Linked DNA regions of Homo sapiens: region 2 is linked to region 1. The links are chromatin loops, found by intact Hi-C in ENCODE. Cell type or tissue: IMR-90. All regions are shown on one strand. Each heading gives the region's core, and the rest is flanking DNA. Links, peaks and the distances in the headings are about the cores only.

What was found. Peaks named below come from ENCODE experiments on the same cell type or tissue, not always from the same donor. Only the 100,000 strongest peaks of a DNase experiment are listed, where the experiment ranks them.
Region 2: it touches region 1 in a loop (6-fold over the local background); 4 of 110 quality-filtered maps call a loop at or near these places.

What each region holds. Positions count from the first base shown.
Region 1 is chr15:49,894,874-49,911,209 of GRCh38, forward strand. It overlaps ATP8B4 (ATPase phospholipid transporting 8B4 (putative)), which reads right to left. Exons shown (of 28, transcript NM_024837.4): 21 at 6,219-6,366; 22 at 3,195-3,378; 23 at 2,419-2,642. Among named protein-coding and RNA genes, the nearest start is that of ATP8B4, 220 kb to the right of the region's middle. RefSeq lists an enhancer at 14,303-14,803. In IMR-90, for the core only: a CTCF peak has its summit at 7,635; DNase peaks (open chromatin) are centred at 7,638 and 8,048; H3K27ac peaks cover 4,113 bases.
Region 2 is chr15:49,839,227-49,855,562 of GRCh38, forward strand. No RefSeq gene overlaps it. Among named protein-coding and RNA genes, the nearest start is that of DTWD1, 230 kb to the left of the region's middle. In IMR-90, for the core only: no CTCF peak of the experiment used is centred there; a DNase peak (open chromatin) is centred at 9,165; H3K27ac peaks cover 2,799 bases.

The sequences.
Region 1 (16,336 bases), core at 4,838-9,837:
CTAGAAGGCCTTCTATATGGCAGGTAACATTCAAGATTTTATTACAGATGTATCGATGAGTTAGATGTACTTCTTTTCCTCAAGGAGCTAATGGTTAAGCTAGGTAAGATATAATAGACTGGCTAAACTGGGGAAAGAAATCCTGTACCATGAACAGACATCCCTTTTCCACCTGGCCCTGTCTTAGCGCAGGTAAAATATGCCTCAGGGACAGTGGTCTGACAAGAGGGCTGAAAGGATTTTAAATCCTCTGGAAAAATTCAACTGGGGGAGATCAGCTGTTGGCTTAACTGGCCCCTCTGCTTTAGAAAAGATGAATACGGTCTAATGTTGTTGACAAAACAAAAAGTCAGCAGATTGGACTTTACTCTGGTCTGGGTTCAAGGAAGCAGAACTTGGGATACTCTTCTAGGTTTTCTAGCCCAGTGGTTCTCAAAGTACAGTTCTAGGGGCTAGAGCCCAGTGGGCAGTGCTTTAACCAGCCCTCCAGGTGATTCCTATGCACGCTAAAGCTTGAGAACCACTGGTCCAACCCAATTCACTGGCTTAAGAAAGAACACAGATGGTCAACTGGGACTAACAATAGATTCAAAATGAAGATTGTGCAATTAACTAGAGATTTCAGTGTAAAAAAACAAAAGGGAAAGGAAGGGACACAGAAAAGAAACATGTTAGTTAAATCAAACATTTCAGAAACCTAATCACAGACAGGTGGTGTGCCTTACAGCTGGGTTCAACCATCAAGCTGCTCATGTCTTTGGGGCAATTATTGTTCTCCCTTGTTGTTCTCTTTTAAAATGCAAATACCAGTGAAAGAATAAAAATTCTAGTTGCTTAATATCTGGCTCTGACCGATTTTTATCAGAACCCAGAAAATGACCTAAATGTAGAGGTTAGAAGTCATTGAACGTTAGTTTCAACTTCACAGTTTTAACAGACAACTTAGTGGAACAGTTGCCTATTCAAGCTTTGTGCGTCTGCAAATACAAATCACTGACTACTCTTCTGTGTTCTAAGAGTTTTTAAATGGGGTTTGTCCCTTCATAGTCTTGAGATTCTTCAGCCTTAAGCCTTTGGAATATGAAAATTAGATCTCTTAGAAACACCCGTTAGCAGATGGTCTTGCTTTGTTCTTATGTGGAAGGAAAATCAACAGACTAGGAAGCCACAGGCCACATTCCAATGCTTGTCTTTGTTGGACAAAGGAGGAATTATGAGCATGCAAATAACCCCAGCCCCACGCCTACTCTGAAGTAGCACTAAGATAACTTCTACTTCTGAGTAGCTAAAATCAAGACTCTGCTTTACTTCAACTGTCAAGAGATTAACAAAAAAAAGGCAAAAATATCAACATAATCTACTCTTAGTTTAGGGCATGTTATCCTAAAAAGAGAAAATTAGGAATGGGAACAGGTATGCCTCACTTTAAGAAATCTTAACTTCCCAGAAGAAGGAAAAAATGTTGAAAATGTATTTTCATTGTAAAAAGGAATTCACTAATCTCCCTTAGCACATGTAAGAAGAAGATGCCAAGATTTCATTTATCCTCAGTCTTTTTGAATAAAATGATTTTTTAAAAATCACCTTCATGCATATCGTTGAATCCATGTCATTGATTAAACCCAAAGAAGGGAAGAACAATTGAATAAATCTCTGAGTGTTATGGTTACCATTTCCTTTTCAAGGACAATCTTTTTCTTGTATTGTTGTTCAAAATGTCAATGCCATATCTACATTTAAGTTTTTGGTAACAAATTTTTTAAATTTATAAGTATATTTAAATGATATAGACATTACATTTTACAGTTGATTCATTGGGTCAAAACTTTTCTGATATTGAAGATGTGTGGTTAAATAACTATCCTTTAATGTATAAGAAGCGATATAAAAATAGAATCCTAATTTATACATTTGCTAATTTTCTTTCTTCCTACCAGCATTATCTATAGATCAACTTTTAGCTGATGAATTGCTGTCTAAACAGCTTTGATGTCAGAGTACCAATCAGTCCAGATACATTTAGTGTGTTGGATAAGAAACCATCTTCCCAGTAAAGATACCTCAACATTTCTTATTAGTGATTTGCAGACTTCTGTTCTAAATTAAAACTCTACAACAAGCTTACCTGTCATCATACCAAAAACATTTCAACAAAAACTAAAGTATGCATGGAAGGAGTACTCACTGGTTGACTATCTAAATAAGAAAATAAATAAATAAAATTCCAGCTAGATACATATTCTTCTTGGGTACAAAGCTCAAGTCAACTATCAATTACATAATTGTAATACTATTACTTGAATCAGCCATTAAAAAATGCTCTGAATTTATTAGTAAAGAGCTATGAAGAAGAGTCATTTGTAATATCATACAAAAACAAACAAACAAACAAACAAAAAAAAACATGCTTTTACCAACCTGGGCTGAGAAACCACAGAAGAAACCAAACCAGAAATGCACAAGTGTAAATGCAAAATTCTTATAGAAGAAATAGCATAAGAATTTGCACATTCGGAAATAAGACCACCTTCCATGAACAAGGAGAAGCCTTTGGAGATATCTAAACTGTGCAAATGAATAGTCGCTGGCTAAGACTGCTTGCAATCCTTCCTGGCCGCTGATGCCAACACCAATGTGAGCACCTACAAAGGAAAGAGGAACACTGTCACTCCCAAAACAAAGCCACGATCTCTTTTGGAAACTTGTCATTCCTCTTTTATTTACGGAAAACTTACAGCCATTGCAATTATAATTTTTCACATATATTATCTGATGAAACACTTATGATAGATATTTCTCTTAGTTTTACAAAAGAGAAAATCAGCCTCAGAAAAGTTCAGTGACTTACAGAAGTTTTTACAATTTGTAAGTGGCAAAGATGGGGTTAAAGTCACATGTTACAAATGTGGGTCTGGTGTTCTTTCCTCTACACCGTAGCTACTTACTTCCTCAAATAGTAAAAGGTGAACGACGTCTTTTTCTAGCCTAAAAATACACAAATGGTTTATTTAAAGACAAAGAAATTTTGTTACGAATACTAATAATGGTGGTAGCATTGGACCCAGAAGTATCATTCATTTTAGAATCACTGGCAAAATTAAATTTTAATGCAATCTAGTGATTATATATTGCCAAATGCTGAAACTGAGGACCCCATGTATGCAGCATACCCCATTGAGCAAATATCCTCTTACTTTTAATCATGCTGACATCATTGGCTCCATCACCAATGGCCAAAGTAACAGCATTTCTGTACTTCTTCACCAGCTCTACCACTTGGGCTTTCTGGAGTGGAGTGACCCTGCAGCAAATTACAGTCTTACACATGCAAGCAAGTTCTAGGAGATCATTCTTGACATCACTTTCTAGGGCATGAGCCTGTATGATTAAAAATAAAATTCAAACAAGAACAGGAAACAATAAATGAGGGTTGAGAAACAAGACAAATGTTTTGTTTGCTAAAACCATTTCATTTGTTTGCTAAACCATTTCATTCACTCCAAAAAGTCATTGTTGATTCAGAATCACACAAGCAACAAGAACCAAAGAAATGAGTATTGAACTCCTAAGCAAATTTTAAAATACTACTAAGGAATTTTAAAATAAAAATAAACAAAACTGCCATTTATATGTCTTCCTTGATATCATGCTGCACTGGAGAGAGAGAGTTAAATGCTGGAGAAGTTCTAGAAACCATTAAAATTGATGAAAACAAAAGACAGAACCTATCTACCAGCTCACCAAGTTTAGAATGAACTACAAATGATGATGTTTTGTTTATTCTATCTGATGGGCTTTTTGTTTCTTTGCACTGTTGTTTTGTATATTTAGTTTGTTGTGATTGTTAATGTGCAGGCAAAATGAAAAGCAGATGATCTGGGGATTGTCCCTTGAAGAACATAGTGACTGAAACCCAGAGAGGCCTGTGCAAAAGGGGGGCACGCAAGCTGCGTCACAGACAGGGTTCCTCAACCATTTCTAATCTTGCTCCTATCCAAATGCATAAGAGCCTTTAGCTATACCAAGAAATCACTAAAAAAGATAGCACAATCCCTTCCAATTAACTGTGCAATTTTTTTTTCCTAGAAAATGTTTTACTGTAAATTATTTAATAAACACATTAAGAGGAAACAAATCCACTTACACTTTGAGTCATCAGTATCTTTGAGTGAATCTTTAGCAAGACATTCACAGCCCATATCAATCTGGCCCCTGCATTCCTTTTGAGTTTCATCTTCTATCACCACTTTTAAGTCTACACTTTTTTTCCCATCATGCCAAATTGCTTGTTCCTCATGATTGAATGGGCTCTTTCTTGCCTCTGTGCCTTTGTACTTGCCATTACCTCTACTTGAAAATATCACTCTCTCCAGGAAGTCTTCCCTGATTCTCCCACAAAGAAGTAAATTTGTCTCCCTCTGTGCTCTCAAAGCATTGTGTTCATTCCTCTTTTACAGTATTTGTCATACCACTGTGTGATTATCTCACCCACTAGACAGCAATCCCTAAAACGAGAGCCATGTTCTATTCACAGTCTTATCCTCAGACTTTAGCACTGTGACCGGGGCACGCTTAATAAAAATGTCAATGGATGAATGGCTGGATGGGTAAATGAATATAAAAACATAACTCAGTACAGAAAATTCTCATGTTCAAACCTATAATTCCTAGGTGAAATTGTGAGTTGGCATTTTCAAATATTACCACTCTTTCTGAAAGAGAAAACAGATAATTGTCTGTCTTGCCTAGAATGGTCTCTTTCTCTCTCTCTCTCTTTTTTATTATCAGCAAGTGAAAAACTATGCTAAGACTCTGAGAAAAAACAAAGGCCAAATTACATTCTGCAAAGCATCAGGATTTGAGCAAATTAGAATCATGATTAAAAAAAAAAGAAAGAAAGAAAAAGCTTTCTGACCATACTAGCAAAAACATAGTCAAGTCTCCTTAAATTAAAAATGGCATTTCATGGTTCCATGAGTTTCAGGCTTTGAATATGATGGTGTTCTTGAAGAGCATCTATCTTACCTCCTTCTTTCAATGCACTTAGAGACAGAGAGAGAGAATGGTATAAATTATCACCTGAGTACTCTTAATGTCACCACACATTGGATTCTTTGAGCCTGAGAGAAAGTCAAAGTATAACTCATAAGATTCCCTTTCCATATTGTGGTCTCTGGGGAATTCAGCTTGGGGGCCACCAGCTTTAAGACCCAGATGACAGTCGTAATTTTCAGTTACTGTTCTTCTGTGCATAAAGGAATTTTGTGTCATGTGGACAAACTTTCAACTGAGTTTGGCCTGCAGCTGAGCTCTGTAACTTTCCATGGTGTAGAAGGCAACACATCATTATGTCTGGAATCCAGCTGGATAATGCTCTAAGCACTAAGAGCTAACAACAGACAGCTGATCGCAAGGGAGAAAACACAATATCCTCATACCCAACTTCTTTTGTCCTCTAAGAAACTGTCTACAAGAAGATACATTTATTGTCCAAACCCTAAAGTGAAAAATGATCATCAAAGCCAGAGAAAGATGTGAGATTAATTCCTTGTGCATATAAATTATAATTTCACTGGAGCGTAATTGGAGCTTTTGTATTTTAAATTAGAAACTCAGAAGAGTATTTTCATGTTTGTTCAAGATTCAGAATCTGAACTACATTAAAAGTACAATGCAAGTTCATTCTATTAGGACAAGAACCAGATTTCCTAATCAAAGCAAATTGTTTGGCATTGCTGTAAAATGCTGCTATTTAGAAAAACCACTAGAGGTATCTTAATGGCAATAATTTCGTATAGTAATTACATGAAGGTCAGGTTGTGCTCCACAAATCACAAACATTAGTAAGAGCAATAATTATAATACATCCACCCAGTTGCATTATTTTAATTAAGTAACAGTGAGCCGTAACACTCCCCTCTAGAAAGGCACTTAAATAATACTGCTAAGTGGTCTATAGTCATTTAGACAAGATTGATATTCTGTGAATTTAGCATTTCTTTGGAGCCTCCCCTTTACTGTGGTGATCCAAATAATAATGTATGAGATATATATTAGAAGTTTCCTTTCCCTTTGCAAACAGGAAATCATCGCATATGCCCTGTATCTAGTAGTGACATTTGTCTGGAAAAGACAAAGGAGGTCTCATTATGATAGCACAAAAGAGATGATTATTGCAGTGAAGAAAAAGAAAGGACAAAAACCTTAGGCAAACTCACCAAACTGTGGCCATTTATGATTAAGGCATAATCTCCTGTTATGGTTTCTTCTACAATAGAATCCAACTCCAGCTGCTGCTTTTTTTCACAAACTACATGGCCATTGGAAAAATTTCTGTTTTGTCCAAACAAATTTTGTTTTGCTTTCCTTAAAGGAGAGGGTGAAAAGTGAAACATAACAAAGCATACAGAGCATGCCTACTAATTCTAACAAGAAACTTGCCTAGAGGTAAATTTATTTCACCACTATTCAGAGAGAATATGGCATAAGACCCAGTTTCAGTAAGCAAGCTGGATAATTCTTTGTGATGGGAATATCTTAGCAAATTTCCAAATTCCAGGATGTAGGAGAGTAAACATAATGAAAATACAATATCTTGAATGTTTAAAATGACCTAAAAGCTAAATCACCATCTTGAGCTGTGTTTGAACTAGGGGATCTTGATAGATTTGGTACTTAAGACTGTCTGAGCTTCAAGGGCTTAAGAACCACTATCTGGCAGGCATGCTGTTAAATAATGGAAAGCACAAGACTAAAGACAATTGATGAAATCTTCTAGGAATTCCAGGACATCTATATATAAAATAAATTCATCAATTTGAGGTACAATGTAATACGATCCAGCTTAAAATAGTCCTCTGAGAAACATATTTTTTAAAAAAAATTTAACAAGAAGAAAAATGATGGTACTTACTGAATTGGCATAGCCATTATAATAGGATAGAACATTTTAAGCAAAAATTGTATTCAGCTTAAAAAATAGAATAAATCTTCTAGGAAAAAAACTAGACACCAAAATATAGAGGGTTGTTCCAAATGGAAACGCCCTCCAAATGCTCTAGATCTAATTAGCAGTAGCTATAAAGCAATCCTGCTCACATCCCATGCATCTCTGCCATCTAAGAGGAAGATTGTATGGTGACATAGCACACTTAGAAGTGGCATTCTACTGTTCTCTCCAAAATGGAAAGATGATGCCCTTAAAGGAAGGGAAATTCCTCTTCAAGAACAGTTGAGTGCAGGCTTTGAAGTAACATAAGGCAAGCTGACAAACCTACAGAAGCTTCAACCACGACCAGAGAACTATCCAGCATGGGTCATAACTGGCATTTACAAAATGAGCACTCAGGAGAACATGGAGAGTGAGAGAAGACCAGAAAGTGAATATTGTGTCTTTTGGCGAAATGAAATTACTCATCCTGTGTAGAAAATATTTATTAAAATGGTTTTATGCTGAGGCTCCTCTGAAAGAAGAGAATGTCCACTTACCAAAACAACTGTTTTAGCCCTCAGCTGTCTAATTATTTGAAAATGTAACACCAATTGTTTACATACTAAGTTTAAAAATAAAAATGATACAAAAAGATACATTAACTTCTAGCTCAATATCTCCTTCTGCTGTCCAAGACCAAAATCACATCTGCATTTAGGAACCCAGAGGTCACATGGTTCCAAGAATCATATCACACATTTAACAATCAGTTTGCAGAATCAAAGAAAAAGATGTATAAAGTCAGAGTGCTATGTGTGAAATTTAGGGAGTTACAAAGGGGAGAGGGAAGTAGAACAGACATGAAAAATCATTGTTGTAAGTGAGAGGATCAGACTTTCCCATCAGATAACTATGTCAGGGAATCCTCCTCACAGTCATGAAAATGTACAGTGCCAAATAATAAAGAAAGCAAGGGAGACAAGTTCCTTGGAAATGAACATTTCTCTGACAATGTTGCAGAGCTCATAAATTGTGACTTCAGAAAGCACCACAGGGAAAACATCTCCTGAGTACTCCTTTTGAGTAAAGTTCTCACTCGCTGTATAAATGACTCAATCTGTTTTCCCCTTAGAGAGTAAAAACATTCCAAAGAAGGGTGAAGTTCATGAAAGTATTGGCTGAAATTCTATTTACTTAGGATTTTTTTCTCCTTAAACTGTCTTCCTAACATCTCACATGAACCCTTTTCCAGGCAGAAAAGGGACAGTTTTTCTGGCTCTGCTGAAATTGTCACTGCACTTTCTCTGTACAGGCCAACGTCTCTTGGCCAGATTGGGCTTTCATATTTTTAGACCTTTGCCCACGCTCTGTAGCTGTCATTTCTTTTTCTTCCTGGAATTTAGCTCTTCAAACACCAGCTGGTTCTCACAAAAACGATTTATTAGGAAGGGAAAAAGCTACACATAACTCCCTTCAATGACTATGAGCTATACATTTTTGAAGCGTACACACAATGCTTAACCACATAATACAAATAACAAATGCTAAAACAAAAGAGTGCCTGTTTTTTCCAAGCTGCGTAATGAAGGGCAGTTTATTACAATTCTTGGCATGCAGAATCGCATTAACAGTTGAGGCAACTGTGGCATTCACAGCCCCATGTCACTACAAGCACAGCAAAGCATAGTTAGGCACATACTGGCTTGCATACAACCTATAAAGAAGAAAAGAGGATGGTTGGAAAAAAGAGTCGTTTAGTCAGTCCTCTTAAGGCACTCTATATTGAAAGGTTAAATTGATCTGTTGTGGCCAGGCACAGTGGTTCATGCCTGTAATCCCAGCATTTGGGGAGGCTGAGGCGGGCAGATCACCTGAGGTCAGGAGTTCAAGACCAGCCTGAACAACATAGAGAAACCCCCATCTCTACCAAAAATACAAAATTAGCTAGGCTTGGTGGCACATGCCTGTAATCCTAGCTACTCGGGAGGCTGAGGCAGGAGAATCACTTGAACCTGGGAGGCGGAGGTTGCAGTGAGCCAAGATGGCGCCATTGCACTCCAGCCTGGGCAACAAGAGCAAAACTCCGTCTCAAAAAAAAAAAAAAATCGATCTGTTGGAAATGGATTGAAACCATGACATCCTGTTTAAAAGAAGAAAATCTGGACTTTGATATGAAAGCTGGAGCTTTGAGCTTGGAACCTGGAAACCTGGGTTCAGACTGCCTCTGACATCTTATGTTTGTTTCCACAGTTGAGTTATCTGACCTCTAGCCACTTGATTAGCCAGCGACAGATCCATGGCTGGAACCTACGTCTTCATATTCACAGTTCTTGGTCTACTGCACCAAGCTGGTTTACACATAGAGTCAGCCACAGACTGCCTCTAGGTTGGACTAAGACACAGTGCTGGAGGGACAGTTTTAAGGGACAGCACTACCCTGCCAACAGTAGAGAAAGGGAGAAAGTACATGAAATTTTGATTTGAATTCCCAGTTCCATTCCTTACTACCCTACCTGAGAGACCTTTAAGATGTTCAACCACTGAACCAGTTTCATTATTAGAGTTCATGAAATGGGACCAGCCAGTCAGTTTGGCTAGTGCCCCAAGCAGTCAAAATAGATCATGAAAACTTGGGCTGCTGCACCAGTGTGTGCCAGAAGATCTACAAGATTACCTAAGTAAGTGCTCTAAAATTTTATGATTCATGAGAGAAATTTAATGTACTAAAACATTTTTCCTGGGTGACTAGGGGTTAGGAATTAGGACCAAAATGCATTTTGTTTGGCCTGCACAGTGTCTTAAAGAATCTCTATGGCTTTATGGCCAACATGATGTTCCCACTCACCAAAGGCCCCATCACTCCCTGATGTATAATAGATAGCCCAGATCACATGATTAATGCTATATGCCTGTTCCTGAAGCCATTTGCATTTGAGAACCCTGCACATTCAAATAAATAATTTTCCACCAAGTAGATGTTCAAAAAATACTGATGCATATTTTGCTGATTAAAGAAGAAATATCAATTCCTAGTTATATCACTGGGATACTTCTTAGAAGCAGTGGAGTCACTTTATGATTTAGTTAAAGAACATGAGTTTTTCTAATAACAAAACACGTGATCAATGCTACAAAAATGAAATACGGAATGAGTTTTCCTCTCAGATCAATCAAAATTAAATTCTCAGTCTGTTTTCCTTTCAGCAGAAGACATATGAATTGGTGAAATGTATTCAATGTAGTAATTTTCTGAGAAACCATAGCAGGGTTTAACTGTAGCTTTCTAGGCATGCCTTTAATAATAAGGCAGCTACAGCAGCAAAATTAACCCAGGACTCAAAGTGTCTAAAATGGTTTCACGACACTAAATTTGAAACAAGCCGTATGTATGATATGTATAAAAATTATATATCCATGTTTATGAAATAATCTAAGCACATTTGACAGGTTTAAATATAAGCATTTTGGTCATTTCTTTTCAATAGCTACTATTGTTCAGATCCTGTTCTTTGGTTACACTTTCTTTTTAAATGAACTCCCACTGAACTCAAAAGCATAACACAAGAAAAAGAGATGGTGCAAATTTATGATTTCAATATTTCATCCCAAAGCTGTAGGCTTAGATATAAGTAGCTGAGATTAGGAGTATAGAGAACAACTTTGAGCAATAGCTTTTTTGGATGCCATTTTACCCTCAGTCCTAGTATTAAGAAAATGCACACTATAACTATAATGATTTCTCTTACATAGAATTTTCTATCATATGTTGCCTCTCTGTCTTATACTCTAAGAATGGGGTTACCTACAAGTCTGAGTAGAAATAACATTATTTTCCAGTCAGCTGAGCAAGGTGGCCCCAAGGCTCCTGAAATATTGAGTCTAGCTGGAAATTCTTTATTTTTTTTCTTTTGAATATTTTTTCTTCTCATTAAAAAAGATAATTTTTTTAGCTTTTTTCTAATTGTAAAAGCATTACACAAACACTATTACAACATCAGATAATACAAACAGCCATAAAGAAGGAAGTAAACATGATCCATAATTCTATCACCCAGAGAGAACCACTGTTTATATCCTCCAGATCTTGATAGGCAAGGAGGTAAGGAGGTGGGTAGATGTATAGTGTTTTATACATATATGTACCTACATATATATACACACACACACACACATGCACACACACTTTTTTGCAAAAAGAGAGATCACATTACGCATGATGTTTTGTAGTCTCATTTATCATTTAACAAAAATATCATGGGCATTTTCCAATGTCGAAAAATACAAAATCACTTTGAATGACTGAAGAGTGTTCCATTGCATGTATATATCATAGCATTTAACAAAATCCTTCATGGCTGGTTATTTGAGCTATTTCTCATCTCTATTATCATAAATCAATAGAGCAATAAATATTCCTTTTTATACAAATTCATACATTTGTTCACTTATTTTCTTAAGGGAAATTTCTAGAAGAATCACTGGGTAAAAACTATGCGTATGTGTAATTTTGAAACATATCGCTAGTTTGTCCTCTAGGGAGTTTCTATCAACTTACAGTCCCAACAACAGCATACAAGTAGTTCACATTTCTCCATATTCTTTCCACGTAATGACAGTTGTGTCATCTAGCCAACCAAATGTAGTTGGATAAAATCTTGAGATATTAACTCAATCGCTCCTTTTCCCACTACTACTAGGACCACAAGTGATCCTCTCCATTTAACTAGAAACATACTTTGCTTCAGGAGGATCTGCAGAGCCAAATATAGAAGGAGAAAAATACAACGAAACTTTTGTTTTTGAGCACCAAAATAGGGCTTTGAAACTCATAGCAGCATCATTAGTCTGAATTTCAGCAATCTGGAATTTCACTAATTGGACTTTTGGAAAAAGAAGGGGGGGATTTCTTTAAGTATCAAAAGAATAAACTTTAAATGAGTCAAGGCATTAAAATGATGACAAAAGGAGCAGAGTAGGAAGAAATTACTTTCCTTCATTTCCCATCCCAGCCTAGGGAAAGGGGACTTTGAGGAGTTTAGAAACTGATAAGTGATGGCTAAAAAAAGCCGGGGTCCTGACCCGCCCCTGGATTGGTAGTGGATGAAGGAACCATGTGGCTAATGGAATCCTCAGATAAATTTAGGGGAATCAGCAGAGTAAAGGGATTTTAGAAACTGAAGTGGCCATATAAGAACACAAGTCATCTTGGGCATAGAGAGGTGAGGAAGAGCAGCCACACTTTCCATGGTTCCCCAGCAGAGTGTGGAAGTCAGCCAAGAGGGAAAGCCAACAACAACCCTAAGAGAGCAGAGACCAGACAGGAACACAGACGTGGGAAGTGCTGGATGCCAGCAGGGTAGACACTGATGAACAGTAACAGGTGAGGCAATTGTACATCCCAGACTTGAACTAAATTTAACTGAAAATGCCTAGTTTAATTGTTCTGTCCTCAGACAGAAAGAGGTTCAAGTTCAGTTTTAGAAAATTTAATGAGTTTCTATTCTTGCATGCCTGAGCACACTCTGGGCTGTGAAACCTAGCAGTGACAAAGCCTCCTACTATTTCTCTTCACATCCAATCAAATTACAAGACCTATTCATTCTACCTCCAAAAAGCTGTCTATTTTATTCTACCCTTTCCTTCCCCACTGTTTCAGGCCTGCTGCCCTTATTGGGGAAATAGTTACAAAAGTAGTCCTTGTTGGTGGAAAGATTGGGATCAGTGGCTGAAAGAATGAAGGAAGGGAGAAGGGAGGAAATAGACAAGGAATGAGGAAGGCAAGAAAGATGCGCATGGAACAGTCATAAAGCTTTAAGTTCTTATCTAATCCCCCAAATAAAATAAGATATAGAGTAGATATTTGTATCCCCATTTTACAAATAAGGAAACCAAGCAAACAGAGGTTATTCCCATATCAAAAGTTTCCCACTCAGCCTAAGCATGAAGCTGAGATTCCAACTTGAATCCAGCTGACATGAAGCCCATACTCTTTCTCCTACATCTGCTATTTCCCCTGGAAATTTCTGCTGACTCTACTTGCTAATCTGGTGTCTGACCATTTACTCAAGTGAAGCAGTAAGATACCTTAACAACTATATTTTTAGGTTAATTATTAAAGGGAATAAAAATAAATCTGAGGTATGTTTAGGGAAACACATGGCAAGTGCACAGCCTCTGGGACCAAGCTGCCTAGATTCACATCCCACCTGAACCACGGACTACTTTGGGCAAGTTACTTACCCTCTATATACTTCGACTTCCTCATATGTCCAACAGGGAAAACAGTAATGCCTACGATTGAGTTTCTTAAGAACAAAATGAGGTAATACATGTGTACTGCCTACAATACTCTTCCAGGCACTGTCTCAAAACATTTAGCAACAGGCTTATTAAAATCTAGATCTGTTTGCATCTATCTTCCTTCAGCAAGAGTCAAGTTCTGAATGAGAGTGGTCCTTCAAGATGTACGACTAAAGGCATCTGGCAGTTGCCTCCTCCACAAAGAAGCACCAAGATAGAGAGTAGATAATCATACTTCAAATATGTCATCTAAGAGAAAATATTGGAGTTCAAGAGAGAAGTGACAGGAAACACCTAAAAGAAGAAGAGGGAAACAAGGCATCCTGTCTGGCTGGGAGCCCAGAAAGGCTCTCCTGTGTAGGGAAAGTATAAGTGAGGGATGCCCAGTGGTCCACAATCTCACCACAGACTCCACTCCTAGCCATAGGAGAGCCTCTCAACCCTTTCAGACCCTGAAATTAACATAGGGAGCTGCCTGAAGACAAGGCAGTGCCATTGCCCCAGAGAGGGAGCTCACACTGGGTCCCACATACCACAAAATGACAGCAAAGTGTCATTTTGAGAGCCCAGCCCCACCAGACTGCATCCTGCCTGAGGGCCCAACAGTACTTGGCTTTCCACATTCCTGGAGCTCCACTGACATTCCCCACCTGCAGCCACCACCACTGCCACCACTGCCACCATGGCCAAAGTGCAAGACGCTGACAGCAACCCCACTACCCTTCCAGCAACAGGACTTCCTCACATTTCCACATGCCCTAAGGATAGGCTACCTTACATATAGCTGCCACCTACAGCCAAAGCACACACTTCCCAGCCACCTGCCTAAGGCTGCTACTACTAAAAGCAATCCCACTCACCCCAGCAGCCAGCACGGCCAGAGTGCAGCTACTGCCACCCCCACCTGAGCATTCCACCAGAGGCCTTGGGATAACCCTGTCCCTGCCACCACAGCCAGCACCCATACATACCACTGGACAGCGGGGAGAAGGGGAACATACAGACAGGTCTGTCCAGTCTGGCTTTGACCGCACTCCATACCCCCCACCCCAGTACTTGAGCATACCACCTAGGGGCCTGGGGATCACCCTGCTCCATCCACCATCCACTGCCGTGGCTCCATCCACCATCATGACCACTCCTCCCAGAGACTGGAAGACAGACTAACCCAGCCTGCCACTACCACCACAGCTAGCACCCACCTGCACTTACCACCCGTGGACCTGGGGAATGGCCTGACCAGCCTGTCACAGCCACTGCCAACACCAGCATAGGCTATTTGGGAGCCAGAGAGTTGTCCAACCACTGCTACTGCCATTGCCTATGCCATGCCTGCAGCCCAGGGGCCCAAGGTCCAGCCCACTGTTTCTACTGCTGTCACCTGAGCAAGCCTCCTGGTGGCCCAAGAATCATCCCACCAGGACACACTAATGCCAGTGCCAAATGTGCTACCCTTGGACCCAAAGACAGGCAGGCTCAGCCTACCACTGCTCCCACTGGGGCCCAAGGACTGTCCCACCTGCTGTCCCCATGCCCAATAAAACTTCACTACAGTCTCCATTAACAACCACACCCTAAGCCACTGAGGAAGTCACAGACACCATTGGCTTTGTTTACCAAAAAAAAAAAAAAAAAAAAAAAAGAAAGCCAAATAAATTATATGGAGACTATACTACTGCACACATCCAGAATCAAAGCCAAAGTGCCCTACCCAACCAATACCAAGATACATATTGAGGAAGTCCTCTCCTATGAAAGTAAATCCACAAAATTGGAAGAAGCGACTGTTATACCAGATGTGCAGATAGCAACGTAAGGACACAAGAAACGTGAAAAAGCTAGGAAATACAACTCCAAAGGAACACCATAATTCTCCAGTAACAGATTCCAATGAATAGGAAATTTATGAAATTCCCATAAAAATAATTCAAAATAATGATATTAAGGAAGTTTAGTGAGATACAAGAGAACAAAGATAAACAATACAAAGAAATGAAAAAAACAATTCAGGATATGATTGAGAAATTTACCAAAGAGGTAGATATCATAACGAAGAACCAAACAGAAATCCTGCAACTGAAGAATTCACTGAATGAAATAAAAAAATATATTTGAGAGTTTTGACAATAGACTAGATCAAGAAGAAGAGAGAATTTCAGAAGAAGACAGGTCTCTTGAAATAACCCAAACAAAAGTAAAACAAAAGAATTAGCAAGAGTAGACAAAGCCTACATAACGTGCGAGACAACATAAAGCAACCACATATCTGAATTATCAGCATTCCCAAAGGTGAAGAGAGAACAAAAGCATTCAAAAGCCTATTGATGAAATAATAGATAAAATCTTCCCAACTCTAGCAAGAGATTTAGACATTGAAATACAGGAGGCCCAGCAATCCCCAAACAGGTACAATGCAAAAAGGTTTTCTCTGTGATACATTATAGTCAAACTGTCTAAAGTCAATGACAATGATAAAATTCTAAAAATAGCAAGAGAAAAGCATCTAGTCACCTATAAAGGAGTCTCCATCAGACTTACCGTAGACTTATCAGTAAAAACCTTACAAGCCAGAAGATAACAGGATAATACATTCAAAGTGCTGAAAGACAGTATCTGGAAGTCAAGAAATACTATACCCAGCAAAGTTATCCTTTTTGGAGAAATAAGTTTATTTCTAAATAAAGTTACTTTATTGTGGAGAAATAAAATTACCCTCTTTGGGGAAATAAAGTCTTTCCCAGACAAGCAAAAACTAAGGGAATTCAACACTACTAGAAAAGCCCTACAAAATAATTGAGGGAATCCTAAACCTGGAAGCAAAAGGACAATATCTACTATTAAGAACAACACATAAAAGTGCAAAACTCACTGGTAAAGCAAACACACCAATGAGGAAGAGAAAGGACTCAAAGTTACAACTAAAGAAAACTACTGACACAAAAATATATAATAAAAAAGAAATAAAGGAACAGAAGATATATACAACATCCAGAAAACAATTAACAATGTGACAGGAACAAAACCTCACATATCAATAGCAACTTTCAATGGAAATGAATTAAATTTTCCGCTTGAAAAATACAGAATGGCGGAATGGGTTTTTTA
Region 2 (16,336 bases), core at 6,078-11,077, 54 kb before region 1:
TGCACTCACTTTCTGACACTCCCCAGTGAGATGAACCCGGTACCTCAGTTGGAAATGCAGAAATCACCCGTCTTCTGTATCACTCACGCTGGGAGCTATAGACTGGAGCTGTTCCTATTCGGCCATCTTGGCTCCACCCCCCCCGAGAAATCTTAAACGCAATTATGCACAAGGGCAACAGGTCCCAGTAACATCTTTAACATTATGGGCTTTAGTCAGTGCTGCTTTGGACCCACTCTACATGGAAGAGTCTAAAAAGGGAAGGGAGGAGGAACTATCCCCTACCTTACCACCTCCTCCTCCTCCCTCAGCCCCACCATTACCAGATAAAAGTACAAAAGAGAAAACGGGGATTTTTCCTAAGTCCCCTCCTCGAATATATTAATTGGAAAAAAGACAAGGTCCCACACTACAGCTATGGGACCCTGTCTTAGGCAGGCAGCATTAGAAGGGGAGCTCTTGGCCTGCCTGGTAATGCAAGATTGACAAGGCAATCAGGTATATGAGCCCATTTCTTTTGATGCTTATAAAGATATAAGAAAAAGCATTAAAGAAAATGGAGCCACTAGCCCATTTACGAAAGGACTAACTGAAACCATAGCAGACAACTTCCATATGACCCCATGGGACTGGTTAGTGCTAGCTAAAACAACTTTAGAGCCCAGTCAATAACTCCTCTGGAAGGCAGAATATGATAAGTTGTGCGAACAAGCCAACCAGAATCAATTGGCTGGGCAAGACATAACAGCTGCTATTCTGCAGGGGAGGGGTCCCTATGCCAATGTACAACAATTAAGTTTTGTTCCCCAAGCCTATGCCCAAGTGTTTTTGTGTGCTCTTAGGGCTTGGGACCGAATTCCCGAAAGCGGAGTTCAACAGGGATCTTTTATAAATGTCCGACAAGAGCCTCAGGAGCCATTTGTTGAATTTGTCAATCTGTTAACCCAGGCAATTAAAAGACAAATTAGTCATGTGCAGGCCACTGATATCTTATTGTTGCAGTTGGCTTATGAAAACGCTAATGTGGATTGCCAACAGGCAATGCAGGCAATCAGAGGAAAAGCAGCTACAGTTGGGGAATTTATATGAACGTTTCAACTGGTAGGGACTGAAACACACAAAGCCAAAATATTGCCTATGGCATTAAAGCCTCCTAAAGAGAAAAGGGAGAAAAACCCAAATTGTGTTCTATGTAGAGAGCCAGGTCATATGAAGCGGGAATGCCCCAATAGTAGAGACCAAGTTAACTCAGAAAAGAACCCCCTTCTGTATGTCGCCAATGTAAAAAGGGGAAACATTGGGAAAATCAATGCAAGTCCAAATTTGATAAAAACAGCAAACCCCTAGGCGAGAAACTTCATAAGGGGCCAGCCCCAGACCCTGCTCCAAACTGGGGCAATGCCAATGGCTTTCCTTGGTCAGATGGAAAGCCCACAGTCCTCTCTCTCAGAGCAGCCACCTCTGGGAGCACAGGCCTGGACTTACTCTGCCCCAGCAAATTAGTGCTAAAAGAAGGAGAAGATCCTAAAAGGGTTGCAACAGGGATCTGGGACCCACTGCCTCTGGGAACAGTGGGATTAGTCCCAAGGTGATCAAGCCTATCCAGTAGAGGAATCAATGTACGCACTGGAGTAAATGATAGTGATTACCAAGGTGAGATATTAGTTATGATGGAATGTAAAGGTCTGCATATTCTTCCCCCTGGATCAAAGATAGCTCAGTTACTACTCTTACCATACTGGGTCCCCAACACTCAGGGAAAGGAAAAGGGAAAGGGAAGTTTTGGAAACATGGGAGCCACAGGAGTATATTAGAACCAATTAATCACTGATCAGAGACCCATGATTACCTTAAAAATTGGAAATAAAAATTTTACTGGCTTATTGTACACAGGGGCAGACATTTCAATCATTAGTGATCAAAACTGGCTGAAAACTTGGCCTTGGGTCACTGAGAAACAAAAAATTGTTAACATCAGGGACATGCACACAGCCAAGCAGAGCACACATCCCCTGACATGTTGCGATTTGGAAGGGAGAAAAGCAGTTATACAACCTCTAGTCATGCCCATCCCTGTTAATCTTTGGGAACGAGACCTATTAGCCCAATGGGGGGTCACTCTGCAGAGCCCTTTTTAATAATGGCCACTGTTGCAATTCCTCCCCTACCCATGATGTGGCTCTCTCAAGATCCAATGTGGGTAGAACAGTGGCTTTTAAAGGGAGATAAATTACAAAGGGACCATGAATTAGTTGAGGAACAATTAAAAGCTGGCCATATAGAGCCATCAAACAGCCCTTGGAATTTGTCCATTTTTGTCATTCCCAAAAAGTCTGGTAAATGGAGACTTTTGCATGACTTACATGCTATCAATGCTAATTTGCAACCTATGGGGCCCCTTCAACAGGGGCTCCCTTCCCCTGTGGTGATTCTTCTAGATTGGTTTGTAGTCATTATTGACTTAAAAGACTGTTTTTATACTATTCCTCTTGCAAAACAGGGCAGGGAAAAATTTGTGTTTACAATACCAGCTATCAATAATGAAAGGTCAGTTTGCCAATTTCATTGGAAAGTACTTCCTCATGGAATGCTGGACAGTCCTACCATGTGTCAGTATCATGTAAATCAGACTTTGCTCCCCAGTAGAAAAGAATTTCCTAATTGCAAGATTATTCATTTTATGGATGATAAATTACTGGCAGCCCCACCAGAGCCAATACTTGTAAGTTTATATGCCTCTGTCAAAAAGAATACACAATTAAGAGGTTTAATCATAGCACCTGAAAAAGTACAGATGTCCTCTCCTTGGAAATATCCTGGATAGATACTAACTTCCCGGTCAGTAAGACCCCAGAAGGTTAAATTAAATACTAACAACTTACACACCTTAAATGATTATCAAAAAACACTAGGTAATATTAACTGGTTTTGCCCCACCTTAGGCATAACTATTTATAGGTTATAAGCCTGTTTTCTATCCTAAAAGGCAATGCAGCCCTAGACTCCCCCAGGTATTTAACCCCTGCAGCACAAAGGGAAATTGAGGAAATAGAGCAAACTATTTCTCAGAGGCAACTAGATAGCATAGGCCCATGATATTCAGTCCAATTATTTGTTTTTCCTACTAAACATTCCTCAACAGGATTAATAGGACAGATGGCCCCTGGGCTGCATTTTCTAGAACAGGTTTTTTGCTCACATATTGGGACTAAAACACTATCTCCCTATATCCAGCTAGTTAGTAAAGTTATCTATACAGGCTGCAGACGATGCAATCAATTGCTAGGTTATGACCCTGATGTCACAAAAATTCCCTTGCGTAAAAAACAATTCAAAGCAGTTTTGCCCTTATCTCTAGACCTGCAGATAGCAGCAGGCCATATAGAAGATGCCCTTCCTGCTGACAAACTACTTCAGATAGATAAGAGTACAAGTTCTTATCTTGTACTCCTGTAGTTATACCTACAAAAGTAGTTCACTCCCCCATACCTAATGTTTTAACGCTTTTTACTGATGGCTCTGGTAAAAATGGAAAAGCAGTTATCTAGTGGGAACTGCATAACTCCCTCACTCCATCTGGATTTACTAGCACTCAGACAGCTGAGGTTGGAGCCCTAATATTGGCCCTAGAAATCTTTTCTGCTCAATCTATCAATATTGTTAGTGACTCTGCTTACTCCATTTATTTATTGCAGTACCTTGAGACAGCCCTCATTAAGTCTACTCTTGAGCCCACCCTGTGTACACATTTTCTTTGACTTCAGCAATTGCTAGATCAATGTACACATCCTATTTTTATTACACACATTCGGGCCCACACCTCACTCCCCAGGCCACCAGCTTATGACAATAATCAAGCAGACCTGCAGGTTATGACATCATTGCTTGACCAAGCCACCCAATCACACCAATTTTTCCACGAAAATTGGAGAAATTTATCTAAACAATTTCAAGTTACCCAAAGACTAGCTAAACAAATTATTTTACAATGCCCAGATTGCCAGCTCACAGTCACATCCCCTCCTTCAACAGGTGTTAACCTTAGAGGACTAGAACCTAATCAATTATGGCAAACAGATGTTACACACATCCCTGAATTTGGAAAACTAAGATATGTACATGTATCTGTTGATACCAGTTCCCATTTAATAAGCGCTCATGCTCTTCCTGGAGAGTCTGCCCAATATATCATTAAACATCTTCTCTTTACTTTTGTGTTTATGGAGTGGCCCACAAAAATTAAAACTGATAATGGTCCGGCTTATGTCAGCTCACAATTTCAACAATTTTGTCACACGTGGAACATCCAACATTCCACAGGCATCCCTTAAAACCCCTAAGGACAGGCCATAGTAGAACATGTCCACTCCACCCTTAAAAATATGCTCAAAAAACAGAAAAGAAGGAATATGGGTAAGGACCCTGCAACACTATTGGCAAAAGCCTTATTTACCCTTAATTTTTTAAATGTAGATGATAAATTTCAATCAGCCATAGAAAAGCATTTTGCAAAATGCTCTCAAAACATAAAACCTGCGGTTTTACGGAAACATGTAAATAGTAATGTATGGTGTGGTCCAAATGATTTGCTAACATGGGGAAGAGGACATGCTTGTGTTCACACCCCCTCAAGCCCTCTTTGGATTCCAGCATGACTCATCAAACCATACCATGGCATGGCTAGGATCCAACCCGGTACCAGAAATGAAGGAAATGACCCTGCAGGACCCGCAGCCCCAGTTGATGCAGCTTCCTTGGATGACACAGGCCCCGGACATTACCTGGGGAATGCTGAAGAAGAAAACTCAGGAGGCTGAGCAAATCCTGCTCCAGACACAGACACCATTCATTCCAGATAATCTGTTCCTTGCTATGCTTTCTGTTGTACATTGCAAGTCTCACAGAGTATTAACCTTTCTTATTCTCTCACTCTGCCTGCAACCCGCACCTGCTACACTCTATTGGGCTCATCTCTTAGATCCATCTTTCTTCTGCCCTGTTACCTTGGCAGACACGCCCTTCCAGCCTCTAATAACATAACTGCTTGGCTGGGAGGGATTGAGTTGCCCCCGGTAGGGTCCCTCATTAATAACACACATTGGACTAAGGTGCCAGGTAACGCTACATATCACTTCACAATCCTCCCACTGTGTGTAAGTTATAAAAGTTCTAACCCTTACTGTGTACCTGCCCAAACACAATTATGGCTACATTATGGCAAAGGAAATACCTTAACATTCTCGGTTGCAGGTAGCCTCTCTAGATAAGCTTATTTACGTATGTCATCCAGAGACCGACCTTTGATCATCCGCATGCAAGACTGCTCCCTGCAAGGGGGAATGACAATGTTAATTACCCATAGATTGTGTTGGCTCCAGGCCTTTGACATTATACCAGTACTGAATAAATACAAGCAGCTCCGGCTTATTGGGGCTGCTGACTCTTCGGCCACCTAGTGCCAGGCAGTCCCCTAGTCACTCTTTCATGGGATACCTGTGTCTGAGTATTCCTTTCATCTGTCGCTCAGCCAGGGTCTGCAGGACAGACCTGGCAATGTTGAGTTGAAGCTCAGTTGAGGTCTAACAGGAAATCCTGTTTATAAATCACCAGAAGGACAGCATCATAGAGGACTGTTTTCTATAGGATTCTAAAGATGCTGATTTTCTTCCTGCAAGATGCATTTTTCTGAGAATGGCTATTGCCACCACACACTCACAGGCCAAGGACCCCTCCTTAAAACTCTGACAAACATGGGGCAACCCAGCCTACGTTGAAGAGATGAAGAAAGAGCTTGAGGACCAGGCACAAGAGCTTTGTCTGCTCCACCTCCTGGCTCTAGGCTCAGACGGAGAAGGTGGGGTGCCAAAAGAAATTCCTCACATGTTTACTACCTTCCTTCTAATTTCCTGTCCCCTCTGTTGTTTATTGAGTGAAAAAGGATGGCTGTCTTATAAGGAACATCAGATAGCCTACTTCAAGTCCACAGTGATTTTCAGGACTGGCATTTGCTATTACTTTATAGGTCTGGCCAATGCCTGGTCCACGAGAGAGGTGTTCACGACCAAGGTGAGAAGGTACCACTTGCTTACATTTTTTGCCTCTAGTGCAAGTACATTCACCTTGATTCCTCTCCAGTCATGTGGTTTGAGTTACTTTGGCCAGAAGCAGCAACTGAGGCCCAATCTGTGCTGTGCCCACAGGAAACTTCACAAAGGTTTACGTACAGAAGCATTTGGGGCCATGTCTGTCTTGGCTATGGGGACAGGTGGGGCTAAGCCGGCATCTCTGCTGTCAGTTGCCAGACTGCAGAGAGAGGCCCTTGCCTCCTTCCACAAGGTGTTTCCAATAAAGGGGACATATTTCCTTCGTTAGAAATAAACACAGACTGACAATATCATAGCATTTCTTGGGAAAAGAAGAAAACAGTCTTCAAACGTCCTCTGTAAGCTCCTCTGATGTGCATCTAGGTGGGGCTGGCATGGTGAGGAGAGAAGTGTATTATGAGAAAGCAAGAAAAGCACCCACACCATTCCATCACTAGATTTGACTTCCCAAACTAAAGAGGGTAGGATGACATCTGCTTAGCTACATCATAGGCCATCAAGGCTTGAAGAGACATAGGGTGCAACCTCCCTATAATGCTGATGAGGACACAGAGCCCAGGGAGGCTGAAGGATCTGACCACCTTACACAGCAGTCAGGGCAGAGCTGAAGCTACAACCCGCAACTTCTAATTTCAGTCCAGTGTATTTTCTGAAGTACTCCATTTCATCCAACCATCTCAACAATTGAACAAATCTGTTCATGTGTGGTTGGTGCTATAAGGCAATGGTTTTCAACCTACAGTCATGTTGTGAACCTCTGGGATATTTGAAAAATTACCAACACTTGGGCCTCATACCCTGAGATTTCAATTTCATAGGTTTAGTGTGAGGCCCAGCATAGACATTCTTAAGAGCTCTCCACTTGATAGTCACAGAGTTGAGAGCCATTACTTTAAGGAATATATATGGGAAATACTGGCACTTTCCTCTCCATTTTGCTGTGAACTTCACATTGCTCTAAAAAGATAATGTCTTGCCTGGGCGTGGTGGCTCACGCCTGTAATTCCAGCACTTTGGGAGGCCAAGGTGGGTGGATCACAAGGTAAGGAGTTCGAGACCAGCCTGGCCAACATAGTGAAACTCTGTCTCTACTAAAAATACAAAAAATTAGCCAGGCGTGGTGGCGGGTGCCTGTAATCCCAGCTACTCGGGAGGCTGAGGCAGAAGAATCGTTTGATCCTGGGAGACAGAGGTTGCAGTGAGCCAAAATTGCACCACTGCACTCCAGCCCGGGCAACACTGTGAGACTCCGTCCAAAAAAAAAAGATAAAGTCTTAAGAAATAAAATAGGAATATAAAGATAAAAATGACATGTTTCTAGGATCTCATGAGGAGGCAAACAAATACATAAATAACTTCCAAGCTAGGTGCTACAGAAGGTCCAAGAATAATATGAATATAAGTGTGATCCTGCCTGAACTATGCTGTCTATGGCCACAGGACTAATTTGTGTTAACTCTACTGTTTGTTCCACCAAGGCAAAGCTTACTTACCTTCCAGGCCTATCTCAAATCACACCTCTTCTATGGGCCTTTTTAACAAGACTCCAAAAACAGCTGGCATGCCTCTTCTCTAAACTTCTACACTACCCACAGGCCATAGGCAAACAATTTAGCACCAAATTATATATTATTTTCATTGTTACACTATAGTAATAGTGAAATGAAAGCTTCTACTTGTTCAGTGCATACCATGTGCCAGCCACCCTTTATGTTTTCTACACAGTGCCACCCATGCTCCCAGGAGCTCTATGATGCTGGTATTAATATACCCATTATACACATTAGGAAACTGAAACTCAGAGATGTCAAGTGCCTTGCCCCCAACCAGACAGCTGGTAAAGACATGAATTCAGGTATGCATGTCTCTAGACATGTTGCTTTGTATCAAATACAAATAATACTTCTTTATTATAGCACGTACTCCTGACATATTATTTTGCAAACTGTAAACTTCTTTGCTGTTCATTCACTTGTTTAATTCTTACTACAGCCCCACTATCAATTCTATTTGTGAGGGAATTAAGTCTAGAAAAATTAGATACAATTGCTCAAGATTCCATAGCCTGGCCAGGAACCCAGGTGTTCTATTCCAAGTGCAGGGCCATTTCACTGCCCACATATCCATGTGCCGGGCTCTGTTCCATGCTAACCTGAAGTCCCCTGAGAGAAAGCCTGTGTTTGATGCTGCTTCTGTATTTCCCACTGATGCCAGATATGCAGCCTGTTGCTTCATTAATTGATTTGCCAAGAAGTAGCAAGAATGTCCCCAAGACACAGCCAGACCCTAAGGACTTGAAGAATGAAACCACAGCAATTCTTTGGGGGCTGAAAATAACTGCTGAGAAGACATGACTGTGGGTTATTTTTAGTGCCATGAATAAGTTGTATTCTAGAAAAAACAAACAAAACTCCAACCTTTCAGTCACCATTTTTGAAGGAATGATTCTCAACTATCTACATCAACTAACAGAAGCAAACAGCAAAAGCGAAAGAAGTGACCTGCCCATGACCAAAGGATGGATCAGTGGAAGAAAGTCAACTTCCTTTCTCCTTCTCCCCCAAAAGTTTCCAATTTAAATCCCCAAAATCTCCAATTTAAATCCCAGTTATCTGTCTATGACACAACAATGTCTCTTTAGCCATATCCCATCTCGTTTCGTAAAGGATTCAAAGTAGCTTGCAACATGAATAGATATAATAAGCAATGATAAAATATAAACAAGTAAAGACTACCAAGGCTGAGGAACATGTAAATATAAGAAGTCAAGTCCAAGAAAAAATGCCTTATTAGTCAGAGAGGAAACTGTCTAAAGCCCAAAAGACTGCACTGCATTTAAAATAGATCTTCCATGCATGAGGTTTAGTTGATGAGGTATTTTTAGGGGCTCAGTCACTACTGTGGGTTTTACTCCTTGCCGGATATTGATCCAAAAGAATAATTGAAGCAATGAAACTATAGAATTTATCTCCAGGATGTGGTCAGCACACAATATTCATGCCTCCTTGGTTAAATAAGAGACGTGTTTTCCAAGTCTAATGTTGCCAAAAAGACCACGTCAGTGCTTTCTGTGGAATGGAACTCTTATTTCAACAGTAAGTCTGAATCATGACCATTTATTTATTTAACAGATATTGTGACAATAAATTATCTGCCAGGAACTGTGCAATGCATTGCTAATTCAAAGACAAGACATAGACCCTCTCTTACAGGACTTCTCTCTCTGGAGGAGCAGAGAGGCTTGTAAATATACAATAAGTAAAAACATAACAAGTATGATTAGAGAGGAATGCATAAGGAGTTGTAGAAGCAGGGATAGAGACAACCATGTCACTGAGGTTAGCAAGCACATCTTAACTTCTAATCTAACATCTTGTAACACATCTAGTTATAAGGATGCAGAGCTTCTGGGTTGGCAGAGGTGGGGTGAGCATTCTTAATTGAGTGGAACTGATAGAATCATAGAAGAAAGAACTTCCTTTTGTGACTTGCTGAACATCTCCATATTTCTGATTTGATTTTGTGGAGAAGTAAGGCAGACAAATGCAGCAGTGCCATCTCAAAAAGTGGCGGCCAGCAGGAATAGGACAGAGGAGTGTGAAGAAATGCTGTGGCAAGTATTTTGTCATATCCAGGTTAGTGAGACGAATTTCTTGGCAGTATAGGCATATTGTTCTTGGCAATTCTGTATATGGTAAAGGGAACTTCAGGATCCAAATCAACTTTCTGGCTGACTATGCATCCATTCAAACCACCTATGATCACATTTAAAACAAAAATCTAGCATCTCAAGAGAGATTTAAAATGGAAGGTTTCTTTGCCAGTGATCTGCACCAAAAACTGGAAGCCAGCAATCAAAAGTGAACAAGTGTTTCAAACTTTCAGGCCTCTGATGCCTGACTCAAAAATCTGAAGCATCCCCTTCCTGCTGACCCAGCTAAAGAATACTTTGGTGATCATACAAAAATATAATATTAATATACTATATTCATACTATAGTTATATATAACATTTTCAGATTATACATATTTATATGTATAAATATATATTTACATTTATATAGTATAGTATGAACGCTGAATAATTTATAAAATTATGATTGGCAAAAAGCAACTTGCTTAGAATTTACAGTGATTGATTATTTATATGTATAAATATATATTTATATAGTATAGTATGAATGCTGAATAATTTATAAAATTATTATAGGCAAAAAGCAACTTGCTTAGAATTTACAGTGATTGATTCCAGCATATGTATCTGAAGAAGCACCAAAGCAGGGGTCCATGGAAAATGGACACTTGCCTAGTGTTAGCTCAAGTCAGGTTCTGACTTTCTCCTGTAGAAACAAAAGCAGATAAGGTAACTTTCAAAGAAAATTCTTTTTTTTTTCCTTAAACTGACTCATAGCTTAGAAGTTGAGAAAATAAAGAAACAGCTAAGAAATATTGAAGGGTGTTGAATGTCTAAGGGAATCAGATAAAAAAGAAGAGCCTTAATAGGAAGTGTGCACATTTGTGACCAAAAATTAAGCTACCAGAAACTATGAAGAATGAATCCAGAAGTCTTAGCTAGAGAAATCATGCAAGAGAAAGAGATAAAAGGCATCCAAATAGGAAAAGAAGAAGTAAAATGATCTCTCTTTGCTGATGATATGATTCCATAGACAGAAAGTCCTAAAGACTCAGCCAAAAGGCTCCTGGAACTGATAAACAACTTCAATAAACTTTTAGGATACAAAATCAACACACAAAAATCAGTAGCATTTCTATACACCAAAAATGTTCAAGCTTTGAGAATCAAGTCAAGAACACAATCCAATTTACAATAGCCCCCCCAAAAATGAAATATCTAGGAATACATGGAATACATCTAACCAAAGAGTTGAAAGATCTCTACAAGGAAAACTACAAACACTGCTGAGAGAAATCATAGATAACACAAACAAATGGAAAAACATTCCATGCTCATGGATTGGAAGAATCAATTTCATTAAAATGGCCATACTGCCCAAAGCAATCTACAGATTCAATACTATTTCTATCAAGGTACAAATGTCATTTCCACAGAACTGGAAAAACGCTATTCTAAAATTCATATGGAACCCAAGAACAAGCTAGATAGCCAAAGCAATCCTAAGCAACATGAACAAAGCCAGAGGTATCACGTTATGTTACTTCAAACTATACTACAAGGCTACAGTAATCAAAACAGCATGGTTCTGCTACAGAAACAGACACATAGACCAATGGAAGAGAATAGAGAACCCAGAAATAAAGCTACACACTTGTAGCCATATGATCTTTGACAAAGACAACAAAAATATGCAATGGGAAAAGGACCCCCTATTCAATCAACAGTGCTGAGATAGAAGCTTTTGCTGTGCAGAAGCTCTTTAGTTTAATTAGGTCCCACTTGTCAATTTTTATTTTTAATTTTTGTTTATGGTGGATTTAATTTTTGTTTATATGGCTAGCCATATGCAGAAGAATAAAACTGGACCCCTACCTTTCACCGTAAACAAAAATTAACTCAAGATTGATTAAGGATTTAAAAGTAAAACCTCAAACTATAAGAATCCTAGAAGAAAACCTAGAAAACACCATTCTGGACATTGGCCTTGGGAAAGAATTCACAACTAGGTCCTCAAAAGCAATTGCAACAAAACCAAAATTGACAAGTGTGACCTAATTAAACTAGAGAGCTTCTGCACAGCAAAAGAAACTATCAACAGAGTAAACAGACAGCCTACAGAATGGAAGAAAATATTTGCCAACTATGCATCTGACAAAGGTCTAATATCCAGAATCTATAAGGAGCTTAAACAGCAGAACAAGCAAAAAACAAATAACTTCATTAAAAAGTAGGCAAAAGACATGAACAGACACTTCTCAAAAGAAGACAGACAAGTGACCAACAAACATGAGAAAATTCTCAACATCAGTATTTATAAGAGAAATGCAAATCAAAACCACAATGAGATACCATCACACACCAGTCAGAACAGCTATTATTAAAAAGTCAAAAAACAAATGCTGGCAGGGCCGTGGAGAAAAGGGAAGACTTATACACTGTTGGTAGCAATATAAATTAGTTCGGCCGCTGTGGACATACTTTGGAAGTTTCTCAAATAACTTAAAACAGAATTATCATTCAACTCAGCAACCCCATTATTGGGTATATACACAAATCATTCTACAAAAAAGATACATGCACTTGTATGTTTATCACAGCACTATGCACAGTAGCAAAGACATGGAATCAACCTACATGCCAATCAAGGGTGGATTAGATGAAGAAAATGTGGTACATATACACCATGGAATATTACATAGCCATAAAAAAGAAGAAAATCATGTCCTTTGCAGCAACATGGATACAGATGGAGGCCATTATCCTAAGCAAATTAATGCAGGAACAGAAAACCAAATTCCTCATGTTCTCCTTTATATGTGGGAGCTAGACATTGGGTACTCATGGATATAAAAATGGCCAAGAATAGACACCAGGGACTACTAGGGGAAGGGAGCAAGTGTTGAAAAACTATTGGGTACTATGCTCACTTCCTGGGTGACAGGATCATTCATATCCCAAACCTCAGCATTGTGCAATATACCTATATAACCTGCACATCTACCCCCTGAATCTAAAATAAAAGTTAAAATTAAAAAAAAAAAAAGACCAAATCTATGACCTAAGTGTCAACTAGAGATAGCATTGGGTTAAGAGCACAAGCCACTCCTGGGGTTTGAATCCCAGCTCTTCCATTATACGTCTCTGAGAAAGTTACTTAACCTCTCTGGGGTTTGATTCTTTCCCTTTAAAATGGGGAAAATAATGGTGCCTACCTCACTGGGTTGCTGTGAAGATTGCATTGAATGAGCTAATTATTATGAGGCTTAGCACAATACCCAGCACTTAGTAATCCTCACAATCCTTCAAGGAACATCTCATGATCCCCATTTTCCAGGTGGGTAAATGCACTTAGAGAAGGCATCTTTGCTAACAGTCCCACAGGTAACCGATGGACTTTCTAAAGTGTCAGCCATTCCCCTGGCTTCTCCTTCCCCTCCTTCTCCTAGGTGGTCAAACTATACAGAGTATAAATGTTCTTTCACTTTTTTCCTACGACTCAATCTGTCCCATGACTTTCTCTCAAATATTCCCCTTTCCCAGCTCCCCATGATGCTCAAGTCCTTTCTTTTACTATGAAAACATTTTTTCTTTGTTGCTGGATTTTGTTCTCATCAATTCTTTTATGCCAAGGACATTCGGGACTATCCCATACTAAGAAGTGGTGTTAGAGAAATCCCCTTGACTATTTGGGTATCAGTTTGCCATTCTTTGGAAATTATTCTCCCACCACCACCTTTTCCTCAGTTTTTATTTTTTCATATTTTTTCAGCCTCAAGGTACTCCTTCCCAGATCTAGACAAGGTCCCCAAGGAAGATCAAAACATTTTTGAGGTCAGGAACTATTCCAACTCACACTATCTAGACTACAGACTAATTTAAAGACTACAGACAATCAACAAAAGCTGCTATTTAACTCAAAGGACAGAACAACTATTTTCAAATATTTGAGGAGCTGTCACATGAGAGATACTTATTCAGTCTCTTTTGCAAGGGCAGAGGCAAACAATGCAGGGTAATGATGGGGAAACAGACCTCAGGTCAAAAGAAGAAGGAGATTCCTCACCAATGGAGCTGTTCGAAGGGAGCTGGCTTCGTTGAGCTCATGAGCACTGCATCATTGGGAACATCTGAGCAGAGACTGAATGCCATCTGCAGGCTTATTCTGAAGGAAGTTCCTGCATCAAGTTGAAAGTATGTACATAGTCTCCTGGGCGAATGCAGGAGAATCACCTGGAACACTTTTAAAGGGGTTACAGCAGGTAACTGAGGCAGACTTAGAAGAGTAACCTAGATGGGGAAGGGCATGTTAGGTGGTAAGATTAGATTAGAGTGAAGGAGGCTACGCAAGACAGATCACCCACCTTACAATTCTATCTCAATCATCAATGGTACTCAGACAAGCATAGTTCCTCTTTGAGCCACCCAGGGTGAGGATGTGTAGAAGGTACTCTACTCATCTCCTTCTTCATTTTGTGGTGATACCACTCCAGCTCTGGCTGATTTATGATGCTATTTTAGAGAAGGTCCCAGGCCACTTACCAGAGGGTCAGAGAAAAAAGCCCATGGTAAAGGGAGTTGATAAGAATGTGTATCCAGTCTACAACAGCAATTAGGGGCCTGGGCCTGATATCCTGCATTTCAGCCTAATGGGTGGATGAATTAACAACACCACCACAGTGTGGGGAATAGGAGGAAGAACTGGGGGTGAGGATGATGGGGGGATAGAGGGTGGAGTGCACAAGAGTTGTATGAAGCAGCCTGGACTTGACAGACACACATCCTTCATTAGCACTCCTGCTCAGAATGAGCTGATGACCATGACTATTATACCAAATATCAAGTGAAAGAATTACACAATGGGTTTGAGTTTCTTCTACAGAACTGAGATGTAAGAAGTATCAAATTTTTTTACCTTTTCATATCAAATTAGACTGGCTCTGAACCTCTAGTCTGTCCATTCCATCTCCTTGGAGCGTATAAGAATTTCAGGTCTTACCTAGTCCCAAGAGACAGAGAAGGGCTTGGTCCTTAGTCCTGATACAGTTTGGATATTTGTCCCTGCCAAAATCTCATGTTGAAATGTGATCCCCAATGTTGGAGGTGGGGCCTGGTGGAAGATGTTTGGATCATGGAGGTGGATCTCTCATGAATGGCTTGGGCCATCCCCTTGGTGATAAATTCACAGGAGATCTGGTTGTTCAAAGTGTGTGGCATCTTCCCCACTCCCTTTTCCTTACTCCTGCTTTCATCATGTGATGTGCCTGCTCCCCCTTCACCTCTGCCATGATTGGAAGCTTCCTGAGGCCTCCCCAGAAGCAGATGCTGACATGCTTCCTGTACAGCAATACAATAAAAAAGTAGTTGACATGAACTATATTTTTAAACCTCCTGCAATCCAATACTTACCAGATTTCATAATTTAACATCTCTGAAATTAGAAGTAAATCTTACATCCAATGGCATCTTTACAACTCTAAGCGGCAATATTCTTCTTGTTTTCCCGTGGTATGTAAATGAATGGTGCATCATTTACAAGGGGGCATTTTAGATTCCATCAACTGTGGTATGTATAATGCATGGTTGAAAGATACTGGGTTAGAACCTCTCCGAAGGCAAGAAAAAGAAACCATTTCTTATTTATCTTGTACCGTGGCCTCTCCACACTCAGTGTTCTATTAAGTGATTGATTCACTTATTAATTTTAAATTTAGTCCAGTAGAACTAAATTTGTTAGTACATTTCATCTGAGAGGTCTACTAGATGTAAGCTATGTGTGAACCATACATGAGAACTTTGAGGAAGAAATGGAACCGTAAAACAAAGTCTTGCCTGTCAATCAAAAAGATAATTCTGGTCATCTTGTCTACCCCTAAGTATTTAACTAAGCTCCCAAACTATGAACCACAATTATTTATATTATAATTGTAAAATATATATTTTTAAAAATATTTCAATTAAAAATGTTAGTATTCATTGAGACAAAAAACCATACACAATACCTAAACATATTTTGTCAATAATATGCAGTTAGAAACTATTCCTGTTGTTCAAAACACATCATCTCGTACCTTCAGAAAACTATTAGCTACCACACAAAACGATACCAGGAAAATATTTTGACCTGCCCTATAGTGTTTTTGGTGTTACTTGGTTTAAAAAAAAATCTTGCTGTTTTTATCTGGTTTAGACCAAATAGGCACCTCATAAAGAAAAATAGGTATAGTTTCAAATGTGACTTATCACGTGGTCCAAATAGGTCAGAGTGCCAGCTGCCATTAGCAGTGGGGCAAGACTAGCCATTGATGGCCCATGTTCATTCTTATTGGTCAGTGTCCCTGTCCAACTGTTTGTTAAATAAGCTTAATATCTCCCCCAGTCACTAATCATAATCCCAAATTAATTTATTCTTTTTCAGTAGTCATTTAATGAAAGTGACATTATCTCAAGAAATTCAGTAACAGGAATTTTATTCAAAACCTTTTCTGAGGATGTTTTGGGGTCAATATTATTATTTCTGTCCAATCTTGGTGCATTATCTCATACTTCCCTGTATCTCTATAGTGTCACATACTGGAGCAGAGACAGAAAGGGGATGA